2 separate regions of the Mus musculus genome follow, and region 1 is linked to region 2. Evidence: chromatin loops called from intact Hi-C (ENCODE). Cell type or tissue: gastrocnemius. All regions are shown on one strand. Each heading gives the region's core, and the rest is flanking DNA. Links, peaks and the distances in the headings are about the cores only. Region 1 has its middle 40 kb from the start of Serp2. Region 2 holds the start of Gm36845 (a long non-coding RNA gene).

Region 1 (15,770 bases), core at 5,171-13,170, 63 kb before region 2:
CTGCCATGCTGAGTTAGGGACTAAAGGCTCAACTGAGTCCACAGCACATGCTGTGATACACTGATCGGCTGACTGCTGCACAGTGTGTGTGTGTGTGTGTGTGTGTGTGTCTGTCTGTCTGTCTGTCTGTCTGCCTGCCTGCCTGTGTCTGTGTCTGTCTCTGTGTCTCTGTGTGTGTGTTTCTCTTTCACACATTTGAAGGTCTCTCCCTCTCAAATCTGTAAAAGTATGGGATAGCCACTAACCTAGAGGACTGTATTTTAGTCAGTGTGGTCCATAAAACACTGTGTTCAGTACTCTGGGAAGACGAGGTTACAATACATGGGTTCAGCCTTCACAGAGTACTGCAGTTTAAACGGATGTCCCCCCAAAACCCATGCTACGGGGCTTGTTGTGCCCCAGCACGGCATTGTTGGGAAGTGGTGAACCTTGAAGTGGTAGGACCCGGTAGATGGCCTTTAGGGTATGGGGGCGGGGGAGCTTAGCAACTTCCACAGCCAACAACTCAGGAAATAACCCACTCTAGCGCAGGAATTTTCTTTAATAATCTTCAGAGCTTTGGGGATCAGCTCTATGCACCCACAGAGGGTGCCTCCCTTTACACGCTTGTAAATTATTTTTTAACTAGATTATCAAGTATCCGATTTCCCGTGGCTTTTCCATGCATATCTTTTTAGTTCATTTTCCTCTCCCTCGGTTCCCTGACCCCAGCCCTACTTGAATGTTTCCACTTCCTCTTTTGTATCTCACACACTTTAGTACATACATGCACACACAGAGCGAGTGTGGGAGTACACACACACACACACACATACACACGTGCACTGTGTGCACATACTCATATATTCATACACACACCTTAAAGAACCCTCCTTCCTCCATCCTATGGGCCCCTTTCTACTTTCCTGGGCTCTGTACACACTGTGTACTGCACACACTGTGTATGTATATAAAAGAGGCTACCATCTATATGTGATTTCCTAAATGAGCTATTGCAATATTTTCCAGTTTCATCATTTTTCTGCAAAATTTGACACCTCATTTTCCCTTAGAGATGCATGAAATTCCATTGTGTCTTTGTATCTACCCTGTTTTACCTATTTGTCAGTTTGCAATTGGGGTGCTGATGGTGGTCATCTGGGGTATCACCTAGTTTGTTTGCTGGATGGGACAACATATTGAACATAAAGACAGAAGACCATGCAACGTACCCCCAGGATGGGAGGCACCATAAGGTTGGAATGGACTGTGGCTTGGGTATTTTATAAGGCTGCTGGGTCCTCCACCTCCTCCTCTTAGTCCTGTCTAGACACCCACCCCATGCTTTCAGGCCATGTCTTCTCATAATGTCTTCTGGGAACCAGAAGCTACCACCTCAGAGAGCCTCGTCTTGCTTTCCTTGTCTCCTACGTCCCTCTACCTCTCCTTCAGTCTGTATCTGCAGCCCCTCTCCTGGAGAACTACACATGCATAATAGGACCTTTGTACATACTGTCAAACTACAAGACTTGGCAATTTTCCAAGTAAACCTTAAGACAGCGCAAGATGTTCTTTATAGGGTATAGAGAATGATCTGCCATATTTGTGCTTTGGTTTTGAACGAATATAAGTCGTGAAGTTTTATATCATGAGAAATGAGTCACCATGACTTCACTCTTTGGCTGTTTTATTGTTCTCTCTCATTGTCACAGAGTCAGGGGCCAGCCTGACTCAGAAAAGGGGCCCTTTGGGAGACATTGAGACAAACATGTTTGGGTCTAAAGTTTGGGCCAAATGTGATCTCCAGAGTCCGCTTCCCAAATGAGCTCAACAGCACATGAATATTTATTTACACACAGGCATTTGTTCGTCTATAAAACTGAGCCTAGTGGCTGACATGAGTTGGGAGCCTTGCTGTTGGATCCAGTGACAACTGGCTGGACCTGAAGCAGCTGCCCTTCTTATAATCAGTATAGATTTGCCCAGAAGAGTTTCATCATCAATTGGGTTGTACATTGGGAACAGTGATTGACAAGAAACACAAAATATTGTTTCCTTTTAGATGCTTAAAGCTTTATGAGGTACACAGGTGAGTGAACCCCACGATCAAGCAGCATAAAGCCAAAAGAAGTTACCTATCTACCAACATCTAACCTAAGACTCTAGGCTAGACTTGTAGTGACCAGTTTCTTGACAGCCTGTATCTGCAGTCAGCCTCTCTCTCTCTCTCTCTATCTATCTATCTCTCTCTCTCTCTCTCTCTCTGTGTGTGTATGTGCGCACGCACTTGACAACCTAAAAAACTGAATATGCTTTAAGGAGCAGCTGGATGATAATTTTGGAGGATTCTTGAAATCAGAAACGTTGAGCTGGGGTCGCTTGTTTTTTTAGCCACAGACTCTAACCCGCCAGGCCTTCTCTGGCTTCACAACAGGAACCAGCAAGTGCTGTCTAGTCTGTCCCAGGGAGAGGCTAGACTAAGGAGTGAACTTCCCACAACCACATCTGCCATCTCGTAGTTTGTTCCTTAGTCTTCCTTAGGGCTATCTTGTCCTTCTCCACAGGGACTGGAGCTCAGGTCACATATAGCTGTATTTGTATCCAGGACATTCAATGCTACCTCTCCTGGGAATGCAGAACCACTTTCTATGTCTCCGTGTGATGTTTAAACTACAGGAACGCTGAGAGGCTCCAGAAGCCCCAAGGTTAACTCCAAGGTTAAGGCATTTCCAGGGCTCTGTAACTCAGTCTTGTTTATAGAGCTGGAGCCAGAAGCAAGAGGTAAGAAGGCTTTAGCCCATTAGCCCGTTGTACAAATGGTCAAGGGCCTGCCAGGGAGAGCTAAGGAATATTATGAGTAAGAAGCATCCTAAGTAGCTTCTAAGAAGTCTAGAATTCAGCTTGTCTCATTAGGGGCCCCATATGCCTACTAATCCAGAAATTCTTGACCTGTCATTGGCAGAACTCCCAGAGAAATGATTAGAATTATTGGTCCACAATCAGCCACAGCTGACCAGCAGTATTGGCTCTCTCAGCTTTTCCTCTAGTGCCCATCACTCCTTTCGAGGAGACAGTGCCTGGTTATGTAAGCCTCACTCCTGTGACTTGGCATCCAGTCTAGTGTCGCCCAGTTGGAACAGGTTACATGCAGCTCACCAATCCTTTCAGACTCGGCCCAGCAAAGTTTCAGACCTGTCTGCACCTGCACATAGGCCACTGCTATTTGCCCACAACTCTGCCCATGTTTCAACAGAAACTGGATCTTCCTCTCGACCTCCCCTAGTCCTAGTGTACCTCACTATACAGCCAAGAGGCCAGAGTTTTAATCACAAAGATGGTGGCTCCTCAACAGGGAGATGTCTGAAACCATCCCAGTGGGGCAGGGGGTACCCAATTAGGAGGAAAAGTGGCCGTAGTCTCAAGGAACATCGGAATAGTAGAGTCCACAATGCAACACACACAGAGGAAATCCTTAGGGATGCTCTTGGCTGCTAGCATAACAACACGCTCTACCCTCAGAGATGCCCTGGTCACAGGGGACCAAGCCAGGGTCAGACCAAGGGGTGACATTGGAGGTGGGAAGGCATCAGGAACAGGACAGCAATGAAACTAGAAGCCCCTGTCGCTCTTAACCATGGGAAATGAGAACTTAGAAGGAGAGTCACCATGGGCGCTTAGAACATTGCTTAGAACATTGCATTCTGACTTCAGAGCCCCAGCACTTAACCCTTTCTTGTCCTCCTATCCTTGAAGGAGTGAGTGGTTTCTGTTACACTTAATTCACCCATTGCTACAAGGGGCTACTCTGAAAGTGCTTTCTTTACTGACAACATTTAGAAGAAATTGTGAAGTGTTAATGGATTTTTAATAAGTGTTTGTGTTTTCCTCTTAACGCAGCTAGCTCCCAAATAACTGAGAAGGGGCTATATTCATTTATCAAGCTTTAAGGGCACAACAACTGAGCAGTATCACTATTTCAGTCCTCTATGCTAACCTGGCTACCTCCCAGCCCAAATCCCCAAGAGACTTGGATTTTATAGTTTTTTCTGCTCGAGCTGTTGTTTCAGGGTCTCTCCTGGACTCTCTTCTGTGGCTGAAGCCCCACTTCCTCACTTTTTGGCCCTGTTCTCTTCCCTGATCAGTCATTGGCTGATCAGCTAGCTTTGTCAACCACTCAGGGAGCATCGCACAACATTGAGACAGGAGTTTCTTAGAAAAAGGACTGCAACTAGATATAGGGGCATAGAAATCAGCATTTGAGTGATACAAGGATAATATTTACACAATGCTCAATAACATTATGCCTACAGTGAACTGCTTAGAAACACAGGGGCCCACAACAGCCTCTCCCTTTTGCTTCGCCCAGCAGGAAATTCCAGAGTTCTCCACCCTCAGCCAGGATCTGCTCACAGCTGTGGAGACTTTCTCCCCTGTTGACTTAGTAAATTTTCTTATTGCTATCCCCACTGCAGGCTTCTTTTTATCCTCCAGTTTATGTTTAGGCCCTGCACCTGTGCAGACAACCTTTGTTGATGACCACTCAGAGAGACAAACGTTACCTCGGAACCTTCCAGATCCTTCCCACCTCCACCTCTGTCAGAGTCCTCTGGATATTTTTACAGACATGGGAGTAGATGCCTGTATCCTCTCCTTCCTAATTGACCAGTGGGAAGGGATGCCTGTTCGTGGTGTTTTCTTTGACCAATAAGATACTTAATAAATTCCTAATATTATCTTGCCCGTATCCACCATTCAAAGAACTTCTGTAGTACCCACTCCCTTTTCCCTCAGTTTTACAACTTGTGAGCAACTGTGATGAGAATATAAATGATCTCGGTGATCTAGAGAATATAGAACACTTTTTTCCCCTCAACTAGAGGAAACAGTGCCAAGGAGAAAGGAAACAAAAATAGGGTCCCAGGCATGATGGGACAGAAACAAAAGCCAACAGTGAATGTCAGATCCAAAAGAGACTCTGATTCCCCAAACGCTAAAAGGCAGCCCACATATCCAGAAATGAGCCGAAGCTGGGTTGTAGGGTTTCTGGTGGTTGGATCAGAGCCAGCACTGCTCAGGATCTGTGAATTGGGAACCCTTTCCCTTACCTCTGGGCACAGAAGGCTACACTTGGCACCTGTCAGCCTATCAAAGCCCATGCTGGTCCCCAGGCTGCCTCCGCATCAGTATAAAGTACCTGTTATACATTTCAAAGTTTCCACCCAGAATCTCCTCACCTCCTCCTCATGCCTAAACTCCCCCAGCGTCCCTCTCTTACTCATCCTTCTCTTTACCTCTGTTCTTGTTATTCTGTGTTCTCTCGCTCTCTCCCTCGCTCTCTCCCGTTCTCTCTCGCTTCCCCTCCCCCCCATCCCCCTCCACCTTTCCCTCTCTGCTATGTTCTCTATCTCTTGTTATCTTGCTATCTCCACTCTTCTCTCCCTCGCTCTCCAACTTCCCTAGCCCTGGTCTACCTCTCTCTCTCTCTCTCTCTCTCTCTCTCTCTCTCTCGCTCTCTCCCTTCCCTCTCTGCTCTGTTCTCTATCTCTTGTTATCTTGCTATCTCCACTCTTCTCTCCCTCGCTCTCTCCAACTTCCCTAGCCCTGGTCTACCTCTCTCTCTCTCTCTCTCTCTCTCTCTCTGCTTTGGCCTCTTCCGGATGCCTCTGGCTGTTCTCTGAAATCTACAATAAAAGTCTTAACCATGTCATGGAGAGGTCATGCCATCCAGTTCCTTTCTTGTGCCCCACTCAAATACAGTGAGGAGGAGAGAACAGGAAAAAGCCAACTTAGAGATGCAGAACGAGCAGGCACTAAGACCCAGCAGAGCCCTCATCTCCAGTCTCCAACCCAGAGCAAACTGACCCCTCCTTTGCCTCTAGCTGTTACTGGCAACAGCTTCTACAGCACCTGGCTTTGGGCCTCTGCAAACTGCCCCGAGCGTCCCAGATCTGGTGGGAAAACTCTTAAGTCTCATTCAGAAATCAGCAAATAGATGACTCTATGATAGGGTGGCTGAAGGTCTGCTCCATTTTCTCTACGATTTGGCTATTGTAGTGCTGGAGGGCAGGGGGTGGGGGTGGAACCCAGGGCCTTGTGTTTAAAGCGTGTTTCCTGCTGCTGAGCCTCACAGCCAGTTTCTTCCCCCACTCTATCAGTTTGGGGACCTTCAGAGTCCGGTGACTTTTGCAAGACCAGCAGAAAGCTTTGCACGTACAACGTGAACATAGGGGAGGAGCTGGATAGGTGGCGGGAGCACTGCGCTGCCACCACAGAAGCCATGTGGATTCAGGACAAACAGCCAAAACCTCTGAGGATGCCCAGCTTCAGAGACAGAAAGAACATGCGCTCCCAGCTCAATCCCAGCCTCCCTCATTTGCATCTTAGGCCCTCCCCTCCCCACCTTGAACCCTAGGAAAGGCTGAGTATCAGTTTCTTTTCTCTGCTCTGGAAAACGTCAAAACTCCTGATGTTTGCCTCGGTGCTAGAATAGATTAAGAAACAAAAAGTAGTGGGAGTGGGTGGGTTATTGAGCAGGGGGATGGGGTGGGGGAGGGTTTCAGAGGGGAAATGAGGAAAGAGAATAGAATTTGAAATGTAAATTAAAAATAATAGTAATAATAGTAATAATAATAATAATAAAACAAAAAGAGCAAGATTTCCCTTCCCCCAGACAACCACTGCCAGGTGCCTACACTTTAGTTACTCACAGCTCAAGTGGCCAAGAGCAAAGGAGTGAGCTTCCATATGGACCTTTCCCAGGTCTACAGACTAGGGAATTGCCCCCTCCCCTTTCCTTCCTGGGAAGTTAAGTGGTTCCAAGGGGTCTTGGCTTAGAGAGGTGGCTTAAGCCTCTGCCCTGGTTCCCCAAGGAGAAACCTCTGTCCAGCCTTCTGAGATGAAGGCATCCACCCCCTAACCCAAAAGGAAAAGGATCCACCACCCTCTTTATTCCCAGTGGAAATAGAAGCTGAATAGGACTCCTCCCCAGCCCCACCCTGCCATGCACACAGTGTTGGTATTCTGTATAAACTCCACCCCCACAGTTCATGGCAGCAGCCAGGTATGCTCTTCCCTACAATTACCTGGCAAGAGCCAGGTAGGCTTGACCCAGTATAAAAGGGGCTGCTTGGCCCCTCCTCTTACCCACTTTAGCTCCTGCCTCTCTCTTGCACCCTTGCTCCACATTCCCTTCCCCTCTCTCCAGGTGGCCATGGCCTGCTTCTCTACTCTCTCCTCCTCTCTGCCTTTCTCTGCCTCTACTACTCTCTTAACTCCCCTCCCCATGCCCTAAATAAAATCTATTCTATTCTATACCGATGTGTGTCTGGTCCCTCAGGGGAACAGGATGCCTTAGCATGGGCCCGCCGGAGCACCCCCACACCCCGCCAGAACTTTATAGCTCTTTCTCTTTTTATGATCACAACACACTATGTGTGTGTGTGTGTGTGTGTGTGTGTGTATACTTAAGCCCCACCCCCACCTTTCTAGTAATGGTTTCTTTGTAATATCTTCCAAAACCAAGCAGCTGCCTTATCAGAGAGCCTACTTTCAGTCTCCTAACCTACCTATGTCCCTCAGACCCTTGTTCATGTTGATGGGCATCCCAACCAAGTCTGTTTCCTTGATGTTATGAACAAAGCATAACATCATTGATGAATAAACATCAATTTCAAAGTATTTCTGAGGTAGGATGTGAGCTGTTTGGGATTCACTCAGGAGTGGTATAGCTGGACCATATGACAGTTCTATACTCAGTTTCTTACACACCTCCACATTGATGGTCATTGTGGCTGCACCAGTTACACTCCTGCCAACAGCAGTAAGGGCTCCTTTCTCCATATCCTTGCCTCCATTGTTTGTCATTTGTTTTCTTGATGACAGCCATTCTAATTAGGATGAGAAGCAGGTTTGATTTTCATTTCCCTTATGGCTAAGGATGTTGAATGCTTTTTCAATATACAATTGGTCATTTGTCTTTCTTCTTTTGAATATTCTCTTTTTAGTTCCTTATTATATTTTTGCTTGAGTCATTTGTTTCCTTTTTTAAGTTCTTTGTATATTCTGAATATTAATCCTCTGTAAATTGAGCTAGAGACTAAGCAGAGGTGGGGGCAGGGGGTACTGTGAGCTAGGGTGGCAAGACACACCTTCTGGTGATGGTGATGGTGAAGCAGGCACTGAAACAGGGGCGAGGTGCTCAACCCTCAGACGGAAGTTGAGGGACCATCTCTAATAGAGAAGAAGGCACAGCAAACATTCAAGAGCAGTTCATGACCCTGGCTTCTCTGCAACGCCCCAGGGTGTGAGAAGTGGGGATTTATTTTTATTTTTTTAGAAGACAGCTGGGTCTAGGAAGGGGATATCCTGGAAGGTTTGAGGTGACTTGATCCTGTTGCTAAGCAGGGAGTCGTGGAGGGCATTTATTGGAACTGCTGTCCCCAGCAGTAGGAAAATTGGAAGAACACATGCAGCTTGAGCAGAGTAATTTCAAGCAAGGGAGAAACAAACACCTGCCATTCAAAGTAAAGGACATGAGGAAGGAAGAATGGCAGGCTCTTTGAGATGTGTGGAGACTGTCAGGTACGAGTGGGGCATCCCAACTGGAGAGACCTCCGAGTCCTTTCTTCTCACCAGGATGTCATCTTCTAAAATCCAGAACTCAAAAATGCTACCATTGGCCGGGTGTGGTGACACACGCCTTTAAACCCAGCACTTGGGAGGCAGAGGCAGGTGGATTCCTGAGTTCGAGGCCAGCCTGATCTACAGAGTGAGTGAGTGAGTTCCAGGACAGCCAGGGCTACACAGAGAAACCCTGTCTCGGAAAACAAAAATGCTCCCATGGTGGCACACAAGAAACAGTTGTATCTGCTCTATAGCAAGGTTTGGGTTGTGCCCTCACTGGGTAGAGCTGTGTTTTATCCACCTCCTCTGCTTCCTATACTGGAATCTGAGCTTGAGAAGACAAAAACAGAGAAGAAGGGCAAGCAAGTTTCTCAGCTAATGTTCATAGCTATTTAGATCAAACACACAGTTACAGATTTTCTAATGGGAGTGGGGAAGGAGGAAAAAAGGGGGAGGAGAGGAGAGAGAGAGAGAGAGAGAGAGAGAGAGAGAGAGAGAGAGAGAATGGTCATTTCCCTAAAGAAAAAAATTGGAAGTGTTTAGAGGAAGGTGGGGTCCCAGGAACACTCACTGAATTCAAGTCTAAACACAGCCCCACCCACCACCACCTCAAATCCATGCTCACCCAGGTAGAGCATGTTTGCAGATCAAGCTGTGAAGGGTTGCCCCCATTATTTGCCACACAGCTGAAAATGTGGCGGTTGAACCGCAACTCCTAAGCTGGCAAAGCATTTAGACCTGTGCAGCTCCTGACAACAACCTTGGCTTCAAATACTGTGCAGAGTTGCCCCTCGAGCAAATATTTGCCCTGGTTATAGCTTTGCATTTACAATATGCCAGCTGTGTTTGGAAAACAGTCCCAGTTTTAGTCAGTGGCCTTGTAAAGGAGCCTTGTATGGACTCACAGAGCGCCCTTTGGGAGGCTCCGGGGTAGGCATTACCCACTTAACTGTGAGGACGCTGCTTTCTTTTCAAAGCTCCAAGCCCATGACTTCCTTAAAAACATAGTCCATTTATGAGAATGCCAGTAGTTACTTGGGTCTCTGGAAAGATCTTGGAGCGTTTAGTGTTGCTTTTCCACTTGGCTTTAATTTTTTTTTTAATTCCCACAAGTAGCCTGCTGTGTCCTGGCAAGGGAATAAGAAAGGGAGTAAGAGTGGCTATGAGCCAAGTAACAGCGTGCAAACTATTCCTGGCTCTGTAAAACCAAGGTTCAGAGGTTCAAATCCCAGCAGGATGGACAGACACTTTGGCTCCCACAGTTGGGAGGGAACTGGAGAGATTTGCCGGTGTCTACCTAAAGATGGCCCTCTGTGCTGTTCAGGAGTCAGTGACACTTTAATGAGAGATACACCCCTGTCTTTGGGAGCTGAGTTGGTTTATAGTAAAAGTGCACACACAGGTGAAATTTGTTCACTCCATTGCCCACTAGAGAATTTTGACCCTCCCTCTTCCTGTTTTCAACTTCATAATAATCGGTTTAACTTTCATTTGAAGTACAGTTTAGAGTTGTACCCATTTAAGGCGCTGTCTTAGGGCTTGTTGGCCTGGAGAAGTAACAAGAGAAGGCCAGAGTGACTAACAGCTCTTCTGTAAGCGGCTGTCCACATTCTTTGTTTGATATTATCCTTGACACCTCGACTTTGCTAGCTAACCTCCTTATCAGCGACCTGAGTCATCATATGATTGCCTTGCAAGAAAATAGGACTCTGAGCACCTGCTATCTCTTCCTGTCCAATGCTCTAAGAAATCATTTTATAAAAGGTCATCCAGGATAAATAGGCCTTCATCTGCAAGCGCAACAGCTGGTAAGAAGCCAACTACGCTAAGAAAAAAAAAGGATAATTTGCCTTAGAATTGGGAGAAACCTTGCTGTGCATCAGAACCTCTCCCATTTAAGCAGCTGGGAGGGCTGTATCTCTCCTAACAACACATCCATGTTAGCCCTGTAACCACATGCTAAGGGAGAAACAGAGCCCTTCTGGGTCCACCAAAACCCTATTGATGCCTGACCTCTTACAAGGTTTGTTGTTGTTGTTGTTGTTGTTGTTGTTTGGGTTTGTTTGTTTGTTTGTTGGGTTTTTTTGGGTTTTTGTTGTTGTTGTTGTTGTTTGTTTGTTTGTTCGAGAGTGTCCTGGAACTCACTCTGTAGACCAGGCTGGCCTCGAACTCAGAAATCTGCCTGCCTGTGCCTCTCAAGTGCTAGGATTAAAGGCGTGCGCCACCACCGCCCAGCCACAAGGTTTTCTTAATGTTCAATCACAACCATGTACCCGGTGTCAAACAAGCTCCTGGACGGCCTCCGTTAGCGCATTCACCTGGGTGCTAAACACGAAGATGGACTTTGGGCTGTTGCTCCCAGGAAACAGATTCCACGTGTAGATGAAGGTGAAGAGTAACGCAAGCCATGCAAAAGAAAGGGCAGGCTCTAAGTCCCACTTCTCTGAGGTTGGCAACTTCAGATCCTCAACAAAACTAGCATGCCAACTGTGTGGCCATGAGATACCGAAACTGATTGTTTTTAAAAAGCTATTGCGACATTTCCTTTTCTGGAAAGTTTGGAATCCTGTCTCTGAAGTAAAGAGCAGCTCTGGCTAAATACATGCAGCTTGAAGTTGTATGACCATCGAAGTAAACTAGACGTTTTCTTGGGAGTTGTTCAGAACACTACCCGGTTCCAAAACTCCAGGTCAGATAGGACTGACTTAGTCAAAATGCAACCTCTCTAGGCATGGATTAAAATTAAAATGTGTAGAAAGACAACAGGACTCTTGGTGGGATTTCTGTGCCTAAATTAACCTCCCTGACCTCTAGCATAAAAACAAAACAACAACAACAACAAACATGCTAATGGGGCTGGAGAGGTGGCTTAGGCAGAAAGCGCTTTCCTTGCAAGCATGAACACCTGAGTCCAATAACCCATACCCATGTGAGCAGCTGGGTATGCTGGCATGCACATTTAACCCCTAGTACTGGGGGGGGGGGAGATTTGTGGGGCTCAGTGGTAGACACCCTACCTTAATATGCAATCCTGGGATTCCAGGGAGTCTCTGCCTCAAAAAAACAAGGTTAGGCAGCTACTGAAGAACAATGCTGCAGTTGATCCCTGCCCTCTACAAACCTCCTCACCTACAGGCACAGCACTCATTCATGTACACACGCACACGTATGCACGCGTGCGTGCGCACAAAACAACTATTTTGGTTTTGCTTCCCAAAGAACGTGAATACTAAAGCGTGGTTTTAAATAAAGCACTTGGTCAAACGTGTTCTTCCTTCCTTTGGGAACATCCCTGAACCCTGCCCTCTGGGGCAGAAGCATCTCTCAGTCCCAGCGACACCTCCAAAGTCACAGGTTCTTCACGGTCGATGAGGAAAATGCGCTGGAGTTCCTTGCGAGTCTGTCTAGAAAACACTGCGGCAGCCTTCGTGGCACAAGCTCAGCGGTGCCTTGGCCAGTAGCCCATACTGAAGAAGTAGCAAAACCCTGGATGATGAAGCTTCTTAATTTTACACAGGAGTAGACCTTCACCGCCAGGTCTTCAAGTGATCATCCCACACTAGCAAGGCTCTCATCCTATCCGAGTGCTATTTGCTCTTTCACGCTAGAAGAGAAAGGAAGGCCAGCCAATGGGAGGCCACTTCAGCTATGGGAGAAAGGAACTCTGGCTTCAGACCTGATCCCGCTGTCTTCCAGCCTTGTGGTGGCTGGGATAACCCTTTTCTCTGGGCAACCCTTCTGCCTCCTCATCTGTAAAATGAGCTTGATGAGGGTGGCTTGGTATCGCTTTCCTCAGATCTCTAGGAGATTAAGTCCCACAAGCTAAAGCACCCAGAGCAGCCCAGAGAAAGCGCTCTCGAAGGTTCACCGCCCCTGGAGTCTGTAAGCAGAAAGGCCACTCTACAATTTAGACAAAACTCTCAAGTTGGTAATTACGAGAAAAAAAAATGGAGGCGTAGAGGCTGGGGCTATTTCCTACACAGTTTCTCCTCAAAAACAAGTGCCCAGGGAGCCGATCCAATTTGTTGAACCAGCACTGCGTGTTCCCAGACTGTCCTTGGCACTAATGTCTTATCAGTATGGCCCCTGCCCTCGAATAGACAACCCAGCTGCATGAACAAACCACACAGTTTCTAACTAGATGTTTATACAAGGAAACCCTAAATAATATCTCTGGTGAAGATAGCATGAGAGGAATGACATTGGTGAAAGCCTGGTGTAAACTCTGATGGTGGTGGAGTCAAAGGAGGCCTTGAGCAATGATAACACATTCGTAGCCCCGTTGATGTCTTTACTCCCCTGCCGTTATATCTTTCTTTATATCTTTCCCGTATATCAAACCTCCCTGCTCTCATGATCTAACACTGAAACCACCTAAACCCTGCCTCTTCAAAGCTTGTTGGGTTCTTGCTCTAACTCTGCTTTGCTACCTCCTAAGGGGCACGATTCTCCTGCACACTTCTTAAGCAGTGCCCCTTTGTACACACGACCCTAGTCACTCACTAGGCCGGCCAGGTTCCCCACCATCAGTCCAGACCTTCCTGTGTAATCATCTCCACATATCCTGTACCTCACCCAGCTTTTTCCTCCTTTCTTTACCTAATACTCACATGGAGAAGAAAACCAAACCCTGGGAAAATTCAGCCCTCCCATTCTCACGAGGACATTTCTCTGTCAGACTCATCTGGCTCCGCTTAAAATAAGGAGTAGTCCAAGAGCATCCTGAGTGCTTCCAGGATCCCATCTCTTTCCTCCCTCTTCCCTTTTCTCTTCTCCTTGATAAACATTACACCTGAGCTCTGAACCTCTGAACTAAGTAAGATAACACTGCCTACAGGAAGCCGTCCTTGACCTCCACCCTGACCACTCCAAGGCTGTGTATGGTACCTTCTTCAGGGCTCGTAAATACTCTGTGTACATCTTTCCTTCAAATTTGTATTTGTTTCCAGACCCATAGAATGGTAAGATCTCAGGAGGGTAGTGACCACAGGGCTTCCCTACCTATCTTATTCAATAGTGATTGAAGAATGGATGAAGCAAGGAATGTATGCATGTACCAGAGAGTAGTTTAAAGGGAAAAGGCATCTGGGAAACCAGCAACATGCAACGTTATGTGGTGTTTCATTTTCTTTTCCTCTGGACCCCACCCACCCAAGGAAGAGAAAATTAGTCAGCTTGCCAAGGCTTTTAGTGCACTTGGGAAACATTGTGAGATCACTGCTAGGGTGGGTAGTTAGTCCTTTAGCAATTTCTCAGATCCTCAATGGTGAAATTTTAGACTAGGATAGGGCCCTGGGGTCATGTGATTTCCTTCTCTGAGCTTCCATATCCAACCCCAGGACAAACTTTGGTTCCTAAACAGAATTGTTCTCTTGTGTTAGTAAATTTACCACTGTAATAATTCAGCTGATCCCAAACTCTTGAAAATATTAAAGGGGTGTTGGAAAATAGAGTACTCACCTTAGAAGAAACCAAATAAGATGTTCGCTGTCATAATTGTGTTTGTTTGAAACACTGGATAAAAACAGAGGGGGCAGAGGAGGGAGAGAGGGGGAGAGGGAGAGGGAGAGGGAGAGGAAAAGAGAAGAGTGAATCAAGGGCCAGGAATTAAGGCTGATTCTGCCCTAGGTGTGCTTGTGCAAACCTCTGATCCAGTCTTGGTTTTCATCCTATGCAATGAATGATATTGTACCTCCCATCTCTCCTCCTAGCCCAAACTGCACCAGGTAATGCCTATAAAGTGGGTCTGACCAAAACTTACCCTGTTGGAAGGATGCCTTAAGGCACTCAGGGTCCAGTGGTCTTCTGTATGATTCCCACATACACACACATACACACACACACACACACACACACACACACACATTCTCATATACACATATATGTGGTGTATGGATTAATCATAAACCACGTGATTTGACCCAGCCGTGTCAGAGAAACACCCCTAGTGATTTCACTCAGCCAAGCTGCGAGAGACACAGCTGGCCATCTTCACACAAGTAGAAACTTCAGTATTTTGGCTGCTTTTCAGAAGAAAGAGGGTTTAAAAGTCACAATAGAGGCACACACTGCACTACTGTCCTGAGCGCTCTGTGCTGTCTGCGGGGCTATGGTTTGGATGTCCACTCTAAAACTCGGGTTTAGTTAGAAAGCACTGTCCTTGGAGCAGCATTAGGAGTTGTGAGTCTTTAAGCGGTCCTTAGAGGGTTAGGGTTAGTTAGCTCAGTGGTGGAGTGCTAACCTAGTCCGCATGAGGTCCAGGATTCAATTTCCAGCATTGCAGAAATAAAAAAAGCCAAGTAATGATTAGATCATGAAGACAACACCCTTATGATAGATGAAGGCTATCATCACAGAAATACATTATTTACAAAGGGAAAGAGTTCAGCCAAACCCTCTGGGTCTCACACACATTGCCATGACTTGCTGCCCTGCTATAACTCAGCAGGAAGGTCCTCCTCACCAGACAGTTGCTCTTGGAGTCCCCAGCCTACAGAACCACAAGCCAACTAAACCTCTACTGTTTACAATTTATCCAGTCTGGGTGTTTTGTTATAGTGGGGGTGGGGTGGGGGGGAGATGGACAGAGACGTATGGTGTATATTAATCCATTGTTATTCTGTTTGTTCTCCTGTGCTTGAAAAATGGCAGTGCTGGCCCTTGTGTCTTTAGCTGCCAGAGCTTGCACTAGCAGCCTTTCCATAGTCTGGTTCTCAAGGCTTTCGCCTACCCTAAGGTTTACTGTCTGCTCTGCTGGTTCACAGACCTCCTGGCTCAGGCTGATGTATGCCCTTGGCTTACCTCATTCTCCCCTTGGCAGACAGACCATGGGACTTCTTGGCTTCCATAACTATAAAAGCCAATTTCTACAATAAATGTATCCCTTGTCTTCCCATGTACCGTGCCTCATCCAGCACAACTCTAGTACTGGACCTGACTGGTGTGGAGAAGGAATAGAGGAAAGACAAACTTAGACAGAAACACAGACTCACAGGAAAGCTGAGAGCAGGTGTTCTGGGCTCTCCAATGGAGGCACCTCAGCACCCTGGAAGCACAGCGTGTTTATTCTATAGGGTTGAACAGAGAGGCTGTTTGTTGCACACAGCCAAAGGATGAAGCGGGGTTTATGGTATACAGCTGAGCAGGGAGGCAGGGTTAAGGTGTACAGC
Region 2 (15,770 bases), core at 3,798-11,797:
AGTCATACATGGTGGGGGAGGGAAGCTCTAAGCTACCAAACAACCTGCCCCATCTTGACCAGCTGCATCTAACAGGGACAGAGGGAACCTATTCTCTGCTTCTAAAAGGAACGCGTTCTGATCCAGCCGCAGCGCGAGAGCAAGATTTGTTCCTACTATTTCACTCACCGTTTCCTGAGGACTCACTGTGATGCCGGGCTCCGTGTATTTTCTTTCCTAACAACACCGCACCCAATGAGGAGGCTACTACACCCTTTCCCCAGACCATAAAACTAGCACACATAGAGAAAACCAGCCAGAATTTCCAATTTAAAAATTGAGATAGCTAGTTCCCAAACCTAATTCTTCCAGACTCCAAACCCACGTGGTGCCATGGTCTAAAGGTTAGCATTCTGGACTCCGGGACTTCAAACCCCTGCTTTCTGTAGTCCCACATTCCCTCTCATATTTTCCTAAAAGTACTGTGGAGCAAAAGTTTGCTAACTTTAGACCTTGCATATGACTACATTGAATAGAGTTATAACATCTTCAGGATTCTACTGCCAGGAAACTGTTTTCTAAATAGCCCAGATGTCTAACCATCTGCTTCCAAATGCAAAGATAGTTCCCCAACCACAGGCTGCTCTTTCATTGGTTCCTTGCCACAGGCTGCTCTTTCATTGGTTCCCCAACCACATGCTGCCCTTTCATTGATTCCCCAGCCATAGGCTGCTCTTTCATTGGTTCACCAGTGTTCCCACTCCCCTCCTTTCCTGGAAACTTGCTCCAGGATAGACTTAAATCCCCAATGTTTGCAGGTTGACTACATAAATACTGGCTTTTCCTGGAGACAGCCAGAGAAAGTCACCCCAGAGACCATCATGAGGTGCATGAGAACCGGCCAGCCCCAGAGGACCAAGACCGACGGTCTGGAGGAGACATCTCAGCAGCCATCGACTCTCGCAAGGTGACCTGTGGCACTCTTCCCATGTGCCCCTGTGTAGGATCTCTTTCCGGGAGGCCATCCCAATCTATGTTAATAACACTTGCTTTTTGACACCTTCCTTCCCTAACCTATCTCTGGCATCTTTTTAGTCTTCTCTGGAACAGCCTGTGGAAAATGGCACCTGCCATGTGCCTTTGTGTTTCTCCTTTAAGAGCTTACTGGGTCAACTTTGCTCTGCCTTGACTCCTGACACTTCTGTTTGTCTTTCAGGGGACCCATGCTTTTCTTTAACCAGCTTTTCTTCATCTTTTTTCTTAATAAAAAATAAAGTTTGATTTCTATAGTTCTTATCTGCCTAAAGGATATTGAACTGGCCTGCTTTGATCTCTTCTTGGCAACTCTCTCGATCTCTCTTATCATTAAGTATTTCTCTACAATAAAAGTGGCCTTGAACCTCCTATAAGAGCAGAGTCCCAGTTTCTGCCTCTTTCCTATGAGACATACCCCAGGGGTTCATGCATTTTCATGGCTACAGTTACATCTTGCTGGGTCCATTTCTTATCTGTCTTGAATAATGAAGCTGCTAACATGGATACACTAGCATCTCTGGGGCGTGTTGACGTCCATGTGCCCACAACCAATTTATATTTCCACCAGCACTAAATAGAGGGTTTTTGCTTTCCCCACATCCTCACCAACATTTGCAGCATTTGATGTCAGTGGCGTTTTCTTTTGTTTTTGTTTTTGTTTTTTCCTTGATGATAGCCATTTTGATTGGAGAGATAAGACTCTCAAAGCAGTTTTGATTTGCATTGCTTTATGGCTAACAAGGTTGATCACTTTTTGAAAGGCTCAACAACTGTCTGTTCGGTTCATCTGCTGATTTATAGATGGGGTGGGATGGAGATTTTTTGTTGTTTGTTTGTTTTTTGTTTGTCAATTGTTTGTTTTGGTATTTGATTTTTTCTAGCATCCATGAAAGAATGTCGAAACACATTCTTAGGAGAGTGTGCCATACACTTGTGTTTAAGATTGTCTGCTCCAAGCTGGGCGTGGTGGTGCATGCCTTTAATCCCAGCACTCAGGAGGCAGAGGCAGGCAGATTTCTGAGTTCGAGGCCAGCCTGTTCTACAAAGTGAGTTCCAGGACAGCCAGGGCTATACAGAGAAACCCTGTCTCAAAAAAAAAAAAAGATTGTCTGCTCCAAGGTGTCAAAGACATGCTCTCTGGAGGAAATGTCTTTTGAGTTTATGGAGAAAGTAGGCATGTGGCAGGAGAAAGCACAGATATCAGATAGAATAACCTGGGACAAGCTCTGTGTCTGAGCCAGGGAATTTTGGACATCACGAGAGAGCCCCTGCACAAGGGAAAGACTGCCCAGGCAGGCAGGGGCCAGAGTCTGCAGGTCATGGAAGTCCTGTGGAGAAGTCAGCAAGAAGTCATTTCTGGTTTGCTTTCTAACAGGGACTAATACCATACTATCTGCCTCTATTTAAAGGCTAAATCTAAGTACTTTGCAGAAAAGGGATTGAAGAAGAGCCAGAGTAGAGCAATTGGAAGTCATTGTAGAGTTCAGGAAAGGTCGGGGGTGGGGGACCAGAACTAGGAGGGTCTCTGGGGTGATGGAGAGAAGAATATTTATCCCAAGATCCTCACGTAGAATCCATAGGTCATCGTCAGTCAGAAGGTCCTAGATGACACTGGAGCTCGGGATTTACATACAAGGTGTAAGATGATGTCACTAATTTATCAGTGTGAAGACAAAATGAGAAAGCCCATCAGTAGCTAGATACTAGACAGTGGAGATCCGCTGCTCAGGGACATTGTGAGTGATCACCGGCTGATCGTCCAGGACAGGTGACCTCAGGAGAAGGAATATGACAAGGAGAGACAGATCACAAAGGTTGTGGAGGAATTCCAGTGCGCAAGCTCTGTGTGTGGTGGAGGAAGATAACCCCGTAAATCTCTCGGAGAAGAAAGAGGCAAAAAGAAGAAAGACCTTCTAAGCGGTCTAAGAGGCTAAGACCTTCCAAAGGACAAAAGAGGAGCACTTCAGGAGGGAGCACCCAGTGTAGGGAGGAGGGGAGTGAGACGAGAAGGTGGAGGACCATCTTCACACTAAGTGATAGGAGAGAGCAGAAGGCAGATGAGGGGCGAGGTGGGAATCAAAGGTAAGGGCTTGAAGAAGATGGCTTTCAGAAGCTCCTTAGACGTGTGGAGCAGCTGCAGCGAGACAGAACATCTGGTACATTGAAGCTTGAATTGGTTGAAAGAGGGGAGGTGAAGAACTTTGAGCCGTGAGCGTCTAAGGTGATGGTTCTCAGCCTGTGGCTCCTGACCCCTTTGGGAGTTCAGTGGCTTTCACAGAACTTACCTAAGACCATCAGAAAACATGTTTGCATTACAATTCATAACAGTAGCAAACTTACAGTTACGAAGTAGCAACAAAAATATTTTTATGGTTGGGGGTCACCACAACATGCGGAACTGTATTAAAGGGCTGCAGCATTAGGGAGGGTGGGGATCACTGATCTCAGATCTCTGAAGGTCTGGATCCCAAACACAGATAGGGAGATGTGGGGTCTATTCACTCTGGAAGTCCCTGCTCCTGCAGAGACTTTCCTGAGTCTGTTTGTATCCTGCCCAGGGCCTGATGGCTGTCCTGGAATTCCTGCCTCACTGCCCTTTCTTGGCATGTCTCTTCCCTCCTGTCTAGCCTGCCCTCCGCCCCACTCCTGCAGCCCATTCGTTAGGCTGTTTTCTCAGCTTTGCTCGCCCTCTGTTAAGTTATTAACTTGTCAGGGTCTAGACTCCCCAGTTCCCCTCCTCTTTGATCTCACTGCTGGCTCCCTTCCTGTTTGCAGCATGGGAAGTCAGCCTTCAGAGCAAGGGTCACTCGGCAGGGCCGGGTTGGCAGGCACACGGAATTTCAAGCAAAATAATTGGTATAAAATGGAGAAAACTCCTTGAAGCCATCAGTACAATTGGAATAAGAATAATAAACACCCACATCTCGCCACCATCTCAGATGTGAACTTAAAATAGACTTCAGTCATTTCTCCAAGAGGGAGTTGTTCTGTAGACAGATTAAAAGTTACAAATAATTGGCGTGCTAACTCAAGGCTTCAGTTAGGATCAGATATGACTATCAAAGAATATTCAAATAGGTGGATTGTTTTAATATATGTCTTGGCCCCTCCAAGCCTTACCAACTCTGTCTAAGATTCCTTAGACCAATAGTTCTGACAAAAAGAATTGAACAGACTGATCCTGACCTAGAACTTGTGAAGTCACGGCTTAACTTAATATGAAGTTTGAGCTACTAAAGACATAGCCCATTTCCTATCCCGTGACCTATGGCCCACGGGTCCTCAGATGAAATTTAGGAAAAGGTAACATTTTTAGCCTTAGCTGTGGGCAGGTAGACTTTCCCATAGATGACGCTATTTATTCCTGGGAATCTACGGTTTTCCAACAGAGAGAGTAGAACTTAGAACTGTAAATCCTCAGAGTTTCTGCCTTTCCGGGATGCAGAGAGCAGGTTAGTCCTAGTTTCATGGGTATGCAAGGGTCAGTAGTCACTCAGGCTTCAGTTAGGATCAGATATGGCTGGCAAAGAATGGGGGTCAGTACTGTAATCGGAATACAGGTTCAGGGTCTAATCTGAATCGTCGAAACCCAGAATCTCCCCAGATCTAAAAACTTCTGAGGCCTAACATGACCCCATAAGTGGGAAATTCTACATTTGACCTCATGTAATGAGCAGGCCATAGACAAAATTCAGGTGCAGTCAAAATATTGTATAAAATGATCTTTAGGGGATGAAGAGATGGCTCAGTGCTTAAGACCCCTTAACTTACTTGGAAGTACCCACATCAGGGACAGACACCTGTAATTCCAGCTCCAAGGTTCTGATGGCCTCGTCCAGCCTCCAAGGGAACCAGCACAGACATGGTGTGCACACTGATGAGCAAGTACACACACACACACATGCATACACATACACACACACACATACACACACCACACACACACATACACACACACCACGCACACACATACACACACGCATACACACACACCACACATACACACACATACATACACCACACACACACATACACACACACAGAGTTTTCTTTTAAAGAAATCGTCATAAATATATGCTAGGTATAAATGAAATATACATAAATCTCATGTTTAGACTTGTGTCTCATCCTGTAGCATCTCATTGTGTATGCGTGAACCTCAAATCTAAAATTAAAAAAGAAAAAAAAGTCTGCAACATATCTGGTCCCAGACTGTTCCAGTAAGCAGCAGGTATGACGACATACATTGTATTTTCGGTGTGTGAGGCTCCTTCAAATGTTATATTGCTTAATCTCTTGATAGTGTGGTACTTACTTCTGGGGAGAAGGAATAACCTAGTTTATTTGTCCACTCACAGAGACTGGGGTTGAACCCAGTTCCATTGTAACGTAACCTTCTGGTCTTTGTAAAATCACCTTGCTTGACAAGATTTGCATGACTCTCATCCCAGAACATGACATGTGTGTGGTTTTCTTCCTAGTGTGACTGAGTATCTAGCTCCCTAATGCCATTCCTACTGAGTCAGACCTCTGCCTGCTTCATCTCCACTTCTTTGTCAGGCTTGCTGGGGAGGACAGAAACATCAGGTTTTTCAAGTGTTTAAGTTCTGGTGAGAAACTTTCCCACCCAGAGCCAGCCAAGTTCCCAAAATTAGCCAGGAAAACCTGTGAGCAGAGCCAGAATTAAATAGTGTAAGTTTCTGTCTATACAATCCTAAATCCATTTAAGCTTAGTCCACAGTGGCAAAGTTACTGCTTGTGAGGCACTAGTGTCAGGGATGTGACCAGAGGTAGCAATCAGGAGACACAATAATAAGAGACTGGAAGGAACCATGCTGGTGGTCAAACATTGTATTCTCCTAAGGATACCACAGCAAAGGATTGTTACCTGTTGTTTCTCATGGTGATATGTATGTATGCTCATGAAGAGAGACTGTTCATGTCATGATTAGCTTTTCCAGTTCAGGAAGATGATGACGTATATGGTGTTTCTAGAAGAAAAACTTTCCCTCAGCGCAATTAAAATTAAATTAAATTTTTAAAAAATCACCAACACTTTGTTTACCTTAAAATCCGACCACCCAAGGGAGATTTCCCAGGGCCCCCTTTGGCATTTCTTCTTGTCTCCAAGCACAGTTTGTGTACCCATTAGGACATCGAACATCCCCTCTGCAAAGTCCTGAGACTGGAAGTCTCCGGAGTCTCAGCTTCTTGATGAAGATGTGATGATGACAAAGGTGGAAAAGTCAAGGCAGAGCTTTGCTTCAGGCACACAGTTCTGTTGCATAGCGTCACCTTCAGACTCCAAGGTGTATATGAGACATACTTGAGTTCCACGTTGAGGCTTGGGGCCCATCATCCCTAAGAAACCTCACTGCATATGCAAATTTTCCAAAATATTTTTAAAAAAAAAGAATCTGAAATCTTCACCACTCCGGTCTCAAGCATTGGGGTAAGAGCTTTCCAGGTGCCTAGTCCCCGGACGTGATAGCACCCCCAGATGACTCCTTTTCTAGGGGTTCCTGAGAGCCCCGCTTGCCGGTGGTCCCTTAGGAACCAGAGTTTCCTGGGTATTTCCTAGGGTGACTTTGTGCCAAGAGTGAACGAGAGTCATGACAGTTCCATGTTTATTCTTGTTTTATACAGTGATTAAATGAGATTCTACCCAGCCTCCCTCTAAAAAATAGAAATTAATCATATTCAAGTACCTGCAGTTTCTCTTCCGGTTTATCATCCTCATTAGCATTAAGAGCCACCAATCACTGGGGAAGGTGTTTGTAAAAAACAAAAAGAGCAGAACAGAACTTTCCTCCCAACACACACACACACACACACACACACACACACACACACCTTCTTTTCCTGAAGGCCACTAACTAAAACCAGGTTAGGTGTTCCTTAACTATTTTCCCCCAAATACGCCAGGCCCCCAGAAAGTTCTCTGTGAGCTTCAGGCTCCCACTCTGTTCCCCGTACCAACAGCTCAGCTAGTTAAAGGGGGAAACCTATATTCGTCAGTTTTGCCCACACTGAGAAACAATGGGCTTCAGAGTCACAAGGAAGCTGGAAGTCAGATGTGCCCCGGGGGTCATGGGCAGCAGAGACCAGCCTTGTGTGTGTGCTCCGAACACCTGGCCTGCCCTCCCCCGCAGAACTGGCTGTTTTACAGGTCATGGCCGTTTTAAAAAGACAGACTCACTGAACTGCTTAATGCAAGAGTTTCTGCACGAAGGCCCACATCTCTCTTCCCAGTAGCCCCTGAAGGTAGATGAGGAAGGAGGCCAAGAGAATCTTCCATGCCTCAGGGATTTTTGGCTGCAGCTCCTGGTAGAATTAGCAAAAGTTATCTATTAATCCCAGAGGCATCCATCAACAGCCAGAGCCAGGCTGTCTCTTTGAACGAAAGTCACTGACCCCCCCCCCCCCACACACACACACACACACCCCTTGTTAACGGATCTAGGAAGCATCTAATCAGCTCTGAGCCAGCCAGCGAGGGGCAGGGGCAGCAGAAGCAAGGCTGCTGGGAGGATTGGGTTTCCAGCGTTAGCTGTCTGGTTTCTGAGCTGTCTGTTTTCTTTCCTCTTCCAGCTATCTTCCAGATCATACAGAGCATAAGGATGGGCATGTGAGAGGGCCAGGAAGTTGTATGCGGATGCCCTCCTGCTGGCAGGTGAAGGACCACTGAGGCCTTCAGCGGGTCTTATAGGAAGCAAACAAGCCATGGGTGATAGAAAGGAGGCCCCCTGTTTCCTCCCACGCCATGGTGGAGGTCAGACCAAATTGCCTTCTCACAAGACATCTCCGTGCATCTGTGTCCTCCAGCGGAAAGGACTCTGCTCTTCTGTTGGCTGATTGGAAGTCACGTGGGGGGCCGGGCGGCGGCGCTGGCTGGCTGGCTGGTTCCCCGGGTTTCACTGTGGTGTGCATGTGGCCCTCTGAGCGACCACCCCTTTACATCCTGCCAATCAATCTCTTCTGTGTCAGGAATTGGTTTTACAAATAAATGTCTTCATTCAACCTTAATACCATGTGCGAGTTACCGAGCGAAACACAAACAGCAAAGGGGGCCCAAGAGGGACAGGTGAGGACTGGGCTAGGCAATGGGGAACCAGAGCTGGGTTTACCCGGTCCCCACCCTGACTCCACATCATTGTTTGAATGCAGTTATAGGCAGCTCTGATGGTCTTGCTTTTGTTACACACTTGTTTTTAATACGTGTGTTCATATATACTTGTGTATGTGTGAATTTGGATATGCATTTATCTCTTCTTTGGGTTTTGTTGTTCCTTTCTTTCTTCAGTCCAAAAAAAGGCGTCTATAATGTGTGCTACAGTCTGATTAGCTGTTATCTCCCTGTAGTCTGCCTGAAAGCAGCCCAGACCCAGATGTCTCCCGCCTCTTGGTGAAAACCACCCTACCCCAGGGCCCAGCGGCTGACGTCTCTTTAGCACTCTGGGTGGGCAGCAGGCCCTATCTCTCCCTCAGAGCCCCATAAAGCTCAGTGTTACAGAAAGAAGTTATAGCAACTGGCCCCAAGATCTCAGCAGGATTAAGAACAGCTACATGCAACTTTAAGCACTTGGTAGTTATTTAATTCCATCTTTTTTTTTTTTTTTTTTTTTTTTTTCCTGAGACAGGGTTTCTCTTTATAGCCCTGGCTGTCATGGAACTCACTTTGTAGACCAGGCTGGCCTCGAACTCAGAAATCCGCCTGCCTCTGCCTCCCCAGTGTTGGGATTAAAGGCGTGCACCACTTGTATTGCTGTCCTATTTTTTCATTTTTTCTAACATTACAAGAACGTTAAGGATGGAAGTATTGGGAGTGGTTAGTAAGACTTCATTAAGTGGCATGTTTCTGATCAGGGCGTTTAGCTCTTGAGTTTTACCTGCATCTTTGGTGATGCTCTTGAACGCTGTCCATTCTCTCACCTTCTGAGCTTCTCATCAGACCCCTCTCCTCTCCATCCTCTTTCCTACCCACCAAAAAGGCAACAGGACAGTCCCATATCAGCATCCCCATACAGAAAGCGACACCTTATGCTAGGGTCAGCAGCCCAGCTGCCTACCAAGAGGTAGAAGCAGCTTCACATCCCAGGCTGCTTTGCCCCATCACCTCCTTTGACTCCCATGATGTGTTTTTGTCTTTCTCTCCATTGCCTTGGTTAAAAGTACACGTGCTACACACCACCAAAGTCTGTTCCTAGGCCAGGGCACTGTGGCTCCGTCTTGAAGGAACTCAAGTCCCCTCTCTTTAATGTAGACTTTACTATAAGGGTACCTACCAGGCAAAGGGGACTGGTTATCCTCATTTCAATGGCAAACTGTAACTTCTGCAAAAGTCAGCCCCAGGGGAACCCAGCCCAACTCTGGGTGACAGAGATAGACAGTGGGCCGATCAGCTACCTGGCTGATTTCTTCCCATGCAATTCACCCACCAGTTGGTTTTCCATTAGTTCCCAGGTTGCCTCCTGGAAGTGCTTGTATGTACCACTGTACATACAATGTACATGTGTGCCTGGTTCCATCAGTCCTCTGCAGAGACAAGACCTGCCACCGGCACCTGAGGATCCCTGCTGACCCACTCTGTACAGCAGGAGATGTGGTCACGTGACACCTAGTAAGACCTAATCAGCTACCCAATGGCAGCATCCCCACATAACACGTTTTGTGAATGGTGCACGCTCTTGCCTCACAGACACTGGTTTCCTTCTACACTACTTAACTTTTTAAATGCCAGTTGCATCTTTTACAACTGATTTTATAGGTCATAAATGGGCTTAACCCACATCCTTAGAAACTTCGAACTCCATGGGAAATTGAAACCCTGGATGGGACACAGGTAAACTGAACTCCATGGGTAGGAAAATTGGAATTTTACTTTACAGGCTGATAAGCATCTAAGGTGACGTCTCCATCAAAGTCCATAATGCTGGTACCTAGCGACTTCTCTGGGGGCTTAAGGTACATCATCAGATAGCACCAAGAAAGTAGGGGCCGTGTGAGCCTATGGATCCAGTACCACCTTAAAAACACTGAAATAAAACAGCTCCTTCAGAGGACAGTGAACAGGAGGGTGGCGTGTTTTTATGACTAGGGGGAGCACAGACCTTTTATTAATGAGATCAAGTGAACCAGGTCTCATTTCAAGATTAAGACGACAAGCTGTAACGCAGCGGCAACGGAAGCCTGTGGGCTGCCCACAGCCACCTAGACTTCTCTCACGCGAGGTCCACGCAGGCTGGAGAGGGCTTTTGTCAAGGAGTGGCTCGGTATCCAGGTGCCTTGGCGACAGAAGTCATCTCAGCAACAGGTAGAAGTCAGAGGGCAGCAGATCTTGCCTTGGCCTAGAAGGGGCATCTCGCTTCTGCCATTACAAGGACCCAACTAGTCACATGACCTGATCTGTTCTGAAAGGAAGTCTGGCGACACTAAAGCACAGATGGTTATTTGGTGAGCTCTGCTTCTGGAAAGCTTCACTCGTGGCGCTTTCTGCATACTGTGTAATTACAGGGCTTTTAAAATTGAGGTCTGCTTTCTAGATGCACCTTGTCTTAGGTACTTAATCTCACTGTGCACCCTTGGCTTCTGGAGTTGCTCTCTTGTGCACAGCTCTCAGTTGGGAATTGCAGCCTTGTGCTGGGTGTCCCTGGAAGGTGATCATGTGGTCTATCACCCAAGCCAGGATACTTTTTAAGCATGCAAGCACACACAAAAATGAGTATTATTAATCATTCTAATAAGACACCAAAATGAGCTTTTGGGGCTGTTCCAGGTACAGCAAGAGTGAAAATTGTCATCTCAGAACATTGGGTTCAAACAGGTTTGGGAAGCATGGCCAAGGCAGAAATAAGTAAGCAAGTTATCAAACCCAAACTGCCAGGCTTCCCCATCCAGAGACAGAAGAGTGAGATTCTTTTATGTTTCTCTCTACTCCACCCAAGAAAGAGATGGTGCCCAAAGTTCAGGAACTATCCATGAACCACACAAAGAAACAAATGAATATCCCTTTGGTGAGTACATGATTTTGGCAGGGCTCAAGCCATAGAAGACAGAATAGAATCATAGAACCAGGCCAGGATTGGAATTTTGGTCCTGGGTTTCGGCCCATGGCTTTGTTTTCTGGACCTCAGTGTGCTCACGAGTGTGTTTAAAGATGCCTTGACACTGCCAGGGCTGTTGTGGAAAGCAAATGGTACAATGTGAGTTACGCTGCTTTTTAAAAAGTGTAAACACTACATGAATTATATCCATAGTTATCTACCTATAATTGCATGTATAATCAGCTGATGATCTTATAATCATCTTATAATAATTGCTAGTCAAGATAGTCTCAGGGGGCCCTGCACAGGGAACATTTTGCTTCGCACTCAACATCTTGCCCAATCTTAGGACATGCTCAGAGCAGCATGAGTGCCCAGGATGGAGGGATGGATGGTTTGACTCGCTGGCCCCACTAATGACAAAGTGTTCTTACGCACACGCTGCAGTCAGTCCCATGTTTCCATGTACCATTGTTCTTTGTAGTAATATATGAATGTGGGCTTTAGGTAAGTCTCAAAAATAAATCTAGGCTCAAGAATACCAAGGCATCTAGGAGATTACCTACCATGCCAGCCTCTTTGCAGCCTGAGCTCCAGTCTGGGGACTTCATCTTTCCCAGCAACCGCCACAACTAGACAAGGGTCCACAGAAAACAGCGCTGCTCCTGTGAATCAGAGCCATTATGTGGACAGAGTCACCAAACCTGATTTTCAGAGGACGTCTCCATCTTTCAGGCCTCAGATTGGCCTGCATCCTTGATGGGGGAGGGGGGTGACCCTGGGGAAGTCCTGCATTCTCAGTGAAACCCTATCCCCATCTCTAGCATCATGGTCACTCCCGAGATGATGGTTTATTTGTGTTGGAAAAGGTCCTGCTGCTTTCCACACTAGACTCTCCCCGGGGGCAGAGAGGGGAAAGTCGATGAGGTAATAAGCCAGCTTGAATTTCCCTGCCAGTTTCGGCACAAGGGCTCAGGAGGAAGCCAGTACACAGCCTTCCCATGGCAGCTAGGCATCTGAGAACCAACCAGCTGAAAACAGTCAGCCTATCTCCACAGCAAGGCCGCCACCCTGGGCAGCATGTCCCTAGGGCCTCTTAATGCCTGCCTCCACACCACTGCCCCATGTTCACTGCTACTTTGTCTCTTACAGGGCTACTTATTTTTGCCTTTCAGTTGCAAGCTTTGCCTAAGCTTGTGGCCTTTAACACGAGTATCTTCTCAGGCTTCGCTAGTCTTGGCCCAGGACACACTCACATACACACCCCAAAATGACTAGAGCTGCCTTCCCAAAGGCCAATTGGCAGCACTCAGTGGTCACAGAAGCCTGGTTTCCTTTAGTTTCTGCTATTGAAACAGAACACAGCAGGGAGGGGCTGGGGCAAACACAGACAGTTACCTGGCGTGGTTATTTACGCTGTTAACACAAAGGTGTGGGAGGAGTACCCTCACTATCGCTCCCTTGCACCCAAAGGACAGAGACAGTGCAGAGGGGAGCAGGGTGCTGGGACCTGCCACCACAGCAGCCAGCCTTGTCAGGAATAAGGCCCTTCCTCCCCGACCTCGCTCTTGTCCATCTCCATCCAGAAAGCAGACAGAAAAATGGAGTTTGAAACAGTCACATTAACATGTCGTAAATCAGCCCAGCTGGGGTGACTTCAAGGTCAGGTGTGTTCAGAAGGAGACAGAGTGTGGTATCATTGCAGGCCTTGGAGGGTCAAGGGCCTTTCTCTGTTACTTAATCATACATATCTGCAAAGAAACCTCTCTTCCCCCTCCACCCCACCCCCAAACGAGGATGAGGCCCAGATGACGTATGGGGACAGCAAGGAGCTGAGCTGGGGGACCTGGTTGGCGGGCTGAGCCACACTGCAGCTCCTTCAGCGTGATGTCTCAGTGCCCTCCCTGTGCCTGCTGCCAGGCACATTCTCTAAGCTCAGCCTTTTGTCAAATTGAGGAGGCTTCAAAACCAAAATTATTCTCTACCTCTTGCTGCCCCTCTTCTTCGCCCCCCCCCCCCCCGTGTCTTTGCCTCAGTAATAAAACCCACTGCCATAACTACTCCTGTGTGCCAGATACTGTTACCAGCGCATCAGATTGCTTAGCCTAGAAATCTGTGGGTAGTCTTAGTTGGGTCTCTTACTGCCTTGGTCTCTGCACGCGCACGCGCACACGCGCACACGCGCGCGCGCGCGCACAAACACACACATGATCTTGTCCACACCAGTAAGCTGATCCCCTCCTGGGAAGAAACTGTCTCAGAGCATGCGGAACTCCTTCCATGATGCATCTGGGGGAGCCAACAAGCGAGCTCCAGAGAGGCCACATTCTAGACCTGGCTCTGAGCTGACAAACATTTGCAGAATCTGTCTCGCCAGGCACCCCTGGGCGGTAGCTGTGTCCTTGCAAGGGTCCATTCTTCCTCCTGCTCTAAGAAGGAGGGAGACAAGAAGAAGGGGGAGCTGAGAAACAGAGGAAGATGCTTCTGTCATCTCTGACACCTGGCTTGGTGACAGCAGTGCTCACTTGAGACAGGGAGCCTGGATTCTGTCCTGGCCGAACCACTTCTGACCCCAGGATGTCTGGCAGGCCGTTTACTCTGTGGGTTTCTGTTTTTCCCATGGGGGAATAGATTAGATCTATTTTTATTTCAGGAGCAGAATTGTCCTTTTCAACAAAATCAGAGGCACACACTGTGTAGAAATGTGTGACAACAGGAGGGGAGGGACACACACTTCCCTGCACACTCCTCACCACCCCCATCTGCACCAGCCCTGCCCGGGTTTGCCTATCCAAGGAGCCTAGTATGGACCCCACTTGCACCTTACACAGCATCCAGATAGGAGATGTAGTTGCAGGCCCCGTGCTGGCTAAGAAACACAGCAGAGATGGAAATCGAGAGTCATTGGAGCCATGATGAACAGGGTCTGTGAGCAGAGTGGACACTGCTCCTAAGGTTCTTCTCCTGCTTCTGGATGTGGCGCCTGAGGAACTGGAAGAAGGGCCTGAAGAGAGAGATTCTTGGACAACTGACCTCCTGGCAGCATTAGCCACAGCAGCCAAGCAGGGAGCTCCCAGGGGGACAGCAGCCAGCAGCCAGCAGTGAGGTAAACAGACAACCCAAGTCAGCATACTCAGAAGCAGAGCATTATTCGGCCTTAGGCAGGCAGAAGGTTCTGGAGCCAGCTGCTTCATAGATGAACCTGGAAGGCATGGTACCAGGTGACGTAGGGCTACTTTAACTCCTCTGACTCATAGAGACAGAAAGGAAAGGGGTGGCGATCGGCTAAAGGGAGAGGCTGCAAGTTTCAGCCGGGGATGGGGAAAACATTCAGGAAATGGATTGTGATGACAGTTTCGTGGCTCTGGTGAAGACACTGCCGCAGATCTATCCACCTCAGCGCGGTTCAGATGACAAACTTGGCCATGCAGATTTTGACCACAGTTAAACACAATAATTTTAAAGGCTGGGCTATAATTCGGTGATAACGATACAAGGTCTTCCGTCAATCCTCATCTCTGACAAATGATGATAATAATTTAGAGGGTGATTCTAGGGACTGGACCTGGGGTAGTGCATGGCTAAGCAATTGCTTACTACCCAGCCATATCCCTCGAATTAACCATTAAAAAAATCTTCGTGTCAGAGCCGGAGAGATGCTTCAGTGGTTAAGGTCACTCATTGTTCTTGCAGAGGACCAGGTTCAATTCATTCCCAGCACCCGCATGGTGGTCCACAACTCCTTGTAACTCCAGTCCCAGTAACCTTTTGATGGCTCACAACAGTCCTTACCTCCAGTTTTAGGGAATCTAACATCCTCTTCTGATCTCCATGGGCACCAGGCACACATGTGGTATACATACATACGTACATACATACATACATACACACAGGCAAAACACTCATGAATATAAAAAAGTCTTTCAAAAGATTTAATAAAACAATCAGGGTTTATGTGCCAAAACATTGCCTACTGTTTTGCCATGAGCTGAGGGGAGGTGACAAGGGGCTGAGACAGCCACTGTTGACAGTCACTGAGCTCTACCTCTGTCTCTGGGAGAAAGTCACCTCTTTATCATCTTCAGTGTCTTAGGGTTTCTTTTGTTTGGTTGGTTGGTTAGTTGGTTGGTTGGTTGGCTGGTTAGTTGGTTGGTTGGTTGGTTGGCTGGTTACTTGGTTAGTTGGTTGGTTGGTTGGTTGGCTGGTTGGTTTTTCAAGACAGGGTTTCTCTGTGCAGTCCTGACTGTCCTGGAACTCACTCTGTAGACCAGGCTGGCCTCTAACTCAGAAATCTGCCTGCCTGTGCCTCCCAAGTGCTGGGATTAAAGGCGTGCACCACCACTGCCCAGCTGTCTTAGGGTTTCTAATTGCTTCGATAAAACACTGTGACCAAAAAGGAAGTTGAGAGGAAAGTGTTTGTTTGGTTTACACTTCCAGATCATAGTCCATCATTGGAGGAAGTCAGGACAGGAACTCCAGCAAGGCAGGAACCTGAAGGCAGGGGCTGATGCAGAGGCCATGGAGAGGTGCTGCTTACTGGCTTGCTCCCCATAGCTTGCTCAGCCTGCTTTCTTATACAGTTCAGATCTACCAGCCCAGGGATGGCACCATCCACAATAGGCTGGACCCTCCCTGCCCACCCCCAGCCCCCCATTGATCAGGGATCAAGAAAATGCCTTTCAGCTGAATCTCATGGAAGCATTTCCTCAACTG

What was found. Peaks named below come from ENCODE experiments on the same cell type or tissue, not always from the same donor. Only the 100,000 strongest peaks of a DNase experiment are listed, where the experiment ranks them.
Region 1: it touches region 2 in a loop (2.0-fold over the local background); 1 of 42 quality-filtered maps calls a loop at or near these places.

What each region holds. Positions count from the first base shown.
Region 1 is chr14:76,589,198-76,604,967 of GRCm38, reverse strand. No RefSeq gene overlaps it. Among named protein-coding and RNA genes, the nearest start is that of Serp2, 40 kb to the right of the region's middle. In gastrocnemius, for the core only: no CTCF peak of the experiment used is centred there; DNase peaks (open chromatin) are centred at 5,868, 6,234, 9,781 and 12,106; H3K4me3 peaks cover 743 bases; H3K27ac peaks cover 1,707 bases.
Region 2 is chr14:76,525,082-76,540,851 of GRCm38, reverse strand. It overlaps Serp2 (stress-associated endoplasmic reticulum protein family member 2), which reads left to right. Exons shown (of 3, transcript NM_001160326.1): 3 at 7,606-8,040. The coding sequence ends at 7,646. Gm36845 (a long non-coding RNA gene) reads right to left here and starts at 7,608. Exons shown (of 2, transcript XR_383609.3): 1 at 7,459-7,608; 2 at 6,646-7,338. In gastrocnemius, for the core only: no CTCF peak of the experiment used is centred there; DNase peaks (open chromatin) are centred at 7,273 and 7,870; H3K27ac peaks cover 47 bases.